Regions from separate parts of the Mus musculus genome. Here region 1 is linked to region 2. Evidence: chromatin loops called from intact Hi-C (ENCODE). Cell type or tissue: left cerebral cortex. All regions are shown on one strand. Links, peaks and the distances in the headings refer to the core of each region. The heading gives the core; the rest is flanking DNA. Region 1 overlaps Sorl1 (sortilin-related receptor, LDLR class A repeats-containing). Region 2 holds the start of 4930546K05Rik (RIKEN cDNA 4930546K05 gene).

Evidence for each region. A loop is a pair of places that touch in the nucleus more often than their neighbours do. Peaks named below come from ENCODE experiments on the same cell type or tissue, not always from the same donor. Only the 100,000 strongest peaks of a DNase experiment are listed, where the experiment ranks them.
Region 1: a loop joins it to region 2, with 1.8 times the contacts of the local background. A loop is called at or near these places in 1 of 42 quality-filtered maps.

Annotation. Positions count from the first base shown.
Region 1 is chr9:42,080,887-42,083,807 of GRCm38, reverse strand. Sorl1 (sortilin-related receptor, LDLR class A repeats-containing) reads left to right here. Exons shown (of 48, transcript NM_011436.4): 6 at 1,840-2,020. Among named protein-coding and RNA genes, the nearest start is that of Sorl1, 42 kb to the left of the region's middle. In left cerebral cortex, for the core only: no CTCF peak of the experiment used is centred there; a DNase peak (open chromatin) is centred at 1,091; H3K27ac peaks cover 903 bases.
Region 2 is chr9:42,207,080-42,210,000 of GRCm38, reverse strand. 4930546K05Rik (RIKEN cDNA 4930546K05 gene) reads left to right here and starts at 770. Exons shown (of 7, transcript NR_040754.1): 1 at 770-848. In left cerebral cortex, for the core only: a CTCF peak has its summit at 1,363; DNase peaks (open chromatin) are centred at 122 and 1,345; H3K27ac peaks cover 1,745 bases.

The sequences.
Region 1 (2,921 bases), core at 129-2,628, 130 kb after region 2:
AAGAGAACATGTCACCAGCCGCCCCCACACTAGCATCTGATCGGGAAGAATGGATTTCTCCCACGCTGGGACCAGGCTGCTGGCTTCTCTATCACTCTGCTCAGAGTCCAGATTGTAGGGCCAACATCAAGTCTTCTGCTAGTGTGAAATGAGACTCTCTCCTTTTATCTCTTGTCATCTTCTTGTGTGCGTGTTCACATGTGTGTATGTGTTCACATTTGTGTGTTCACATGTGTGTGCGTGTAGGCCAGAGGTTGATGTGCATCTTCCTCTATCTAATGTGTATCAGTCTCTATCTTATGTTTCTGGGATAGGGTCTTTGATTGAACTTGGCACTCACTGGCTAGACTCCGTTCCCATCTCCCCGGTGCTAGGATTGGAGGACACCACACACTGCCTGTCACACGGTACAACAGCCACTTGCTTTAATGGCTGTACCACGTCCCCGGTTCTATTTCTTCCTTTTAAAAGAATCTGTTTTCTTTGACGAACATGGCCTTGATGGTCCATCTCAGGAGGAATTGGAAATGACCCTCACCTCCAATATGCTAAGTGCCCCCAGGGTATTGTGGAACTGTGTACAGGCAGCTGCAGAAATGCCACCCTCAGCTCAGTGCCCAAGTCGTCTCCGCATGGCTACTCTGGAGTTCTTTCCTTGACTTCCCAGTTAGTTTTCCATTTGCTGGCTCACCAGCTTTGGCAGGTTTTGTGAGTGTGAGGAATCCTGGGCACATCAGTGGCCTTCCCAGGTTCTGGTTGGTGCTTTACTTGAGGGCACTAGCTTAGAGCTTCTCCACTGGACTTTGACCTTACTCCTAAGTTACAGTTGGGGTTGGTATGTATAGTAGTGGGCCAGGCATCGAATACAGTGAGCATCTCTTTAGCCAGGGATCCTGTTATCTCATTGTCCCCAGGCCATGTGACATGCCCACGGAGCTTGCCCAAAACCATGTGACTCGGTGGGTAAGAGGCCCCACTATAGCACAATGAGACTGACTCCAGAATTCACCCAGCCTCAGTACTTTCATCCCTTATGTTGAGTTAAAAACTCCCCCACAAAAGCCTTGCTAGTGCATGTTCCGAGTGAGTGAGTGGCTAACACTGGGAGGAGAAAGAGGAGCACTGGGAAGGATGCTTGGAGGACGGTGATTTGAACTTGGTCTCAGAGGAGAGGATTTAGGTGGGAGGATTGAGTTTGTACAAAGGGTGCCTCTACACAGAGGTATCCACCGAAGCATGAGGAGGACGAGGGTGCCTGCCCTCTCTGAAGGATGCCTTGCGTGACAGCTGAGCAGGTGCCTCGAGAGAGACGAGATGTACTGGTAAGACGACTCCAGATGGCATGGATTAGTGATGTCTGCAAGGAACAGGCAAGGAAACACCTGAAAGACAGGCCACTGGGCTCTGAGGGTTCTCATGTGGCCCGTGTGCTACTGTACCATCGAGTCTGTGGCACCTGGCAAAAATGCCTCTCCGGGCAAGGTTCCGAGCTTGGCACTAGGAACTTGCTTCTTGCCTCCAGGAGCCCGATGATGCTTATTTCTTCAGAGCCTCCCTACCTTTTGCCTTTTGCTTTTTCCGTTCTTTTGCAACAGGGCCAGAGATGGCTGCGCACAAATCCCAGGATGTCTTGGAAACAGCCACAGCAGAGTAAAACGCTTGATAAGTGGCAGATCCCCAATTTCTGTCCCTCACTAAGGAACAACCAAAGGCACATGCTTGAGGCAGAGTGCCATTTGTAGCTGGCACTACGCCGATCCTGCACGGTTGTCCTCCCAGGGAAATGTCTGTGCTTTAGTGATTAACTAGGAAATGGTAACAGTTGCTTCTTCTTTCCAGGGGAATCGACCCCTATGATCAGCCAAACGCTATCTACATTGAGCGACATGAACCCTTTGGGTTCTCCACAGTGCTCCGCAGTACAGACTTCTTCCAGTCCCGGGAAAACCAGGAAGTGATCCTGGAGGAAGTGAGAGACTTTCAGCTTCGCGACAAGTATATGTTTGCTACAAAGGTGGTGGTAAGTTGAGGACGCTCAGCAGTGCGCGGCTCCCGCACCCACCTGGACGAGTTTGTATGACGTCAGCTGGATGATAGACTTGCCGTAGCTTGGCTGAAGGATCCTGGTTGTCAGTGAACATACCTGAAGAAGGTAGAAGGCCAGAGTGGAGAAATTTAGAGCAGGCAATCAAAGTATCGATCAGGAAAAAAAAAATCTAGAAAGCTGCTTGTCTCCCTGTAGCCAAGCATCCCAGACAAAGACAGATCTCACTTTAGGTGTGTGTGGTTGAGTGTGTATGTGTTAGCATGTGTGTGTGGGCATTTGTGTGGTGTCAACAAAGGTTGACCTCAAGTGGTTTTGTTGTTGTTTGTTTTTGTTTGTTGGTTTTTTTCTCTCTCTCTCTCTCCACTGCAGTTCAGTTAGAGGCTTGCTGGTCAGTCAGCTCCAGGGAACCTTCCATCCCAGCTTCCCCAGAACCACTGTGTCTGGTTCCTCACCCCCAATGGGGCCTGGGGATTGAACTCAGGACCTCATGCTTGCCCAGTAAATGTCTCACCAACTGAGCTAGCTCCTCAGCTCCTAAAAACAACCTTCTTTGTACTCTCAGTAAAAAGAATATGGACAGGAGCCATGGTGCTTGAAGGCTCATGTTCCTTTAAATCCCACTACCTGGTTTCCTTCCCATTTAGACTCATCTCTCTGAGATTTCTGGACGCTTTCATTTACATGGCTCATAGGATGTGTTGTCACTCCCGAGTGGAAGCTAATATTCAAAGAAAAGGAGTAATTAAGCGTCCAGCTGTCAGTAAGTCGCTTAATGCTCAGCCTTGAGGAGGTTTTGATGTGCAAGAGCCAGATGCTGACACTGGAGGCCTCAAACCAGAGCAGGTTACCGAGCAGGACTCTGTGACCTCGTTCC
Region 2 (2,921 bases), core at 106-2,605:
TCTGTTCCCTGAGAAGGGACTCTGATCCCATCTTGCTCTTCGGCAGTAGGTATAGGAGGGTGAAGGGAGGCCAGTAGTGGGTGGCCATGCAGAGATATGGCTGTAAGTGGTAGTGTAAGGGAAAGTGGGCCAGCCAAACAAACAGCGCCAAGTATGTGGTTCATTCAACTATGGTTCTAGAATGGTACTTTCACAAGCTGCTTGAATGAACCACATGGATGTGACAGGGGTGCCAAGAGAGGAGTGGAAAGATACCACAAAGTGACTCATTCCATGTTCTCGTTCGGTGAGATGACAAAGTCCCAGAGCTAAGAGACCTGTTTACTTAGAATCACCCTCCTGGCTGCTCAGGCCCTTGGGATAAGTTCTTTATTTGGGCAAACCTCTCAGTCTTTTAAGCAGTTAGGCTCCTGCTAACACCAAGAGCTACCATATTGGTAAGTTTTCTTGTTGCTGCAACAAAGTTACCGAAAAAGCAAGGTGAAGGGTTTCTTCTGAATAACAGTTTCAGGCAGGTCTATCACGCTGTCTATCATGCTGGAGGAACCTGGTGGTCATGGTGACCAGATTGTAGATCCAGTGTGGAAGCAGAGACAGGTGAACGCTGATGAGCAGCTAGCTAGCTCCCCACTTCTATAGGACTCCAGGAAATGGAACTGCCTGCATCTACGGGGAAACTTGCTACCTCAACCTAATCTATTACAATCCCCCCCTCCCCCGACACACCTAGAAGTGTGTTTCCATGGTGATTCTAGATCTAGTTAAGTCAACAAAACCTCTCAGCCTCAGTGCTCACTGAAAATGTGTCAAGAAGAGCCCCTAACTGGGCCCTATGACTGGAGCTGAAGGTGGGTTAGAGACAGGAAATGGTTCTTCTGACTCAAAAGATGATTGCTTCCAGGGGTAGATTAATTTCCAAATGCTTCCTAACTATGTCTTTCTAGAAACTACAGTACCTAGTATAAGCATTCAATTTATTATATAAAATGATCTGCATTCAGATCCTGGCCTCATACTAACGAGAGGTTGTTTACCTTTCTAACCCATAGCTTTCTTATCTGTGATGGGCTCTAATGCTCACCTCCCCACAGAACTGCTATGTAGTATGCTATGATTCGCATGTGCAATGTCTTCCCCAGGCCCACTTCTCTAAGCAGCAGAACTATTGTGGAAGACTGTGGAACCTTAGAGGGTGGAGCCAAACTTCAGGAAGTGAGTCACTTGGAGTGGGCCTTTGAAGGTTAGGCCTGGCTTGTTCTACCATGAGTTCTGCCTTCTAATCCTCCCGGATGTGGAGAGCCCCACCACATGCTCCCACCGACACAGACTGAGCGTTTCTTCCTTGGCTTCCCCACTGTGGGGCGCTAAAACTCTCAGGAATCCTGAGCTCAAGCAAACCTTGCCTTCCTTGGGCAGTTTCTGTCCAGTATCACAGTCACAGCAGTGCAACAGTCACTGACATGGAGAAAATGAGACCTCAGCACAGTGTCTGGCTCCACACTCACCGGTAGCTGCCTAATGGCTTCCCTGAAGCCCAGTCATTCATTTCTTCTCTGACTCTACTTTCTGAGGTAGAGAGGGTACCCCAGAACACAAATCCCCAAAGCTGACGCACAGTCGTGTTTAGAAGAAGATACCCCTCACATCAACACTAGGTTTAAGAAGAACATTTGCTTCTAAGGTTGGCTCCCTGTAACTGGAGCCACCATGAAGTCCTATCATCATGTACCACCTGTGACAATGACCTCTACAGACAAGCTATGGAGACATATATATACATATGCACATATATGCACATAAACATATACACACACATACACATACAGTTACATATAAACATATAGCCACATATACATGTATATACACATATACACATAAACATATATACACATACACACATACATATGCATATACAGTTACATATCCAAATATAGCCATATATACATATAGATGCACATGCACATATACACACCTATACAGACACATATATACACATAAACATACACACATATGTATATACATACACACATAAACACACATGCATATACACACATATACACATATATACATACATACACACATATACACATAAACATATACATACATATATACATACATATACATATTGCATAAGGCTAGGGAAGACATTTAGGAGGCTCTTGAAGGAAAATATAGGAAAGCAAAATATTATTAGCATTCTAGTAAATCAATCACAGATGGTCTTCAAAATTAATACAAAAGCAGACTGCTCATTTTCAGTGAGTGCCCACCTTTTTAAAAATAACCTGAAAGTGTCCCGAGACCACCATCCACAAGAGTGAGCAGATACCCACCAGTTCAGCTGAAATTGTAAAAGAGAAAAAGAAAGAACAGAAACGGGTCTTTATTCTTTCCCTTGTGCTTGACAACAGAGTTGATGAAATCGCAGATGATGATCTCCTGGGATGTGGACTGTGGGTCCTTCTCCATCCCTGGAAATGCAGCTGGTCCGTGTGGCTGTTCTGTACTCAGAGGAAAGCTGTGTACTCAGATCCAGGGTGCCACTGTCACCCGAAGACCCCTGAGCCACCTTCCCAATCCTGCCTCCTGTAACCAGTGGCTCTTTCCACTAGAATTCTGTTTATGGTATAATTAATGAAAGCTAATGGCCCTTGCAGATACTTTGCCAGAGAGCCCCAAATTTAAACTCACACTGCTGATTAAGATGGGCTCTTCTCGTCTACTCTTCAGTGCCCAGCTCTGTAAAGCATTTTTAAAGCTTATAGGGCCTCCGAGAGCATCCTCAGTTATTAATCTCAGCATCAGCTCATTCTCTCTCAACCAATACTCCTTTAGAAAGCACACCGAAGGCCAAGCAAGGGGAAAGAGAGCCACTCTGTGTTCTCTTTCTTTATGGAGCAGGCTTCATGCCTGCTTCCTCC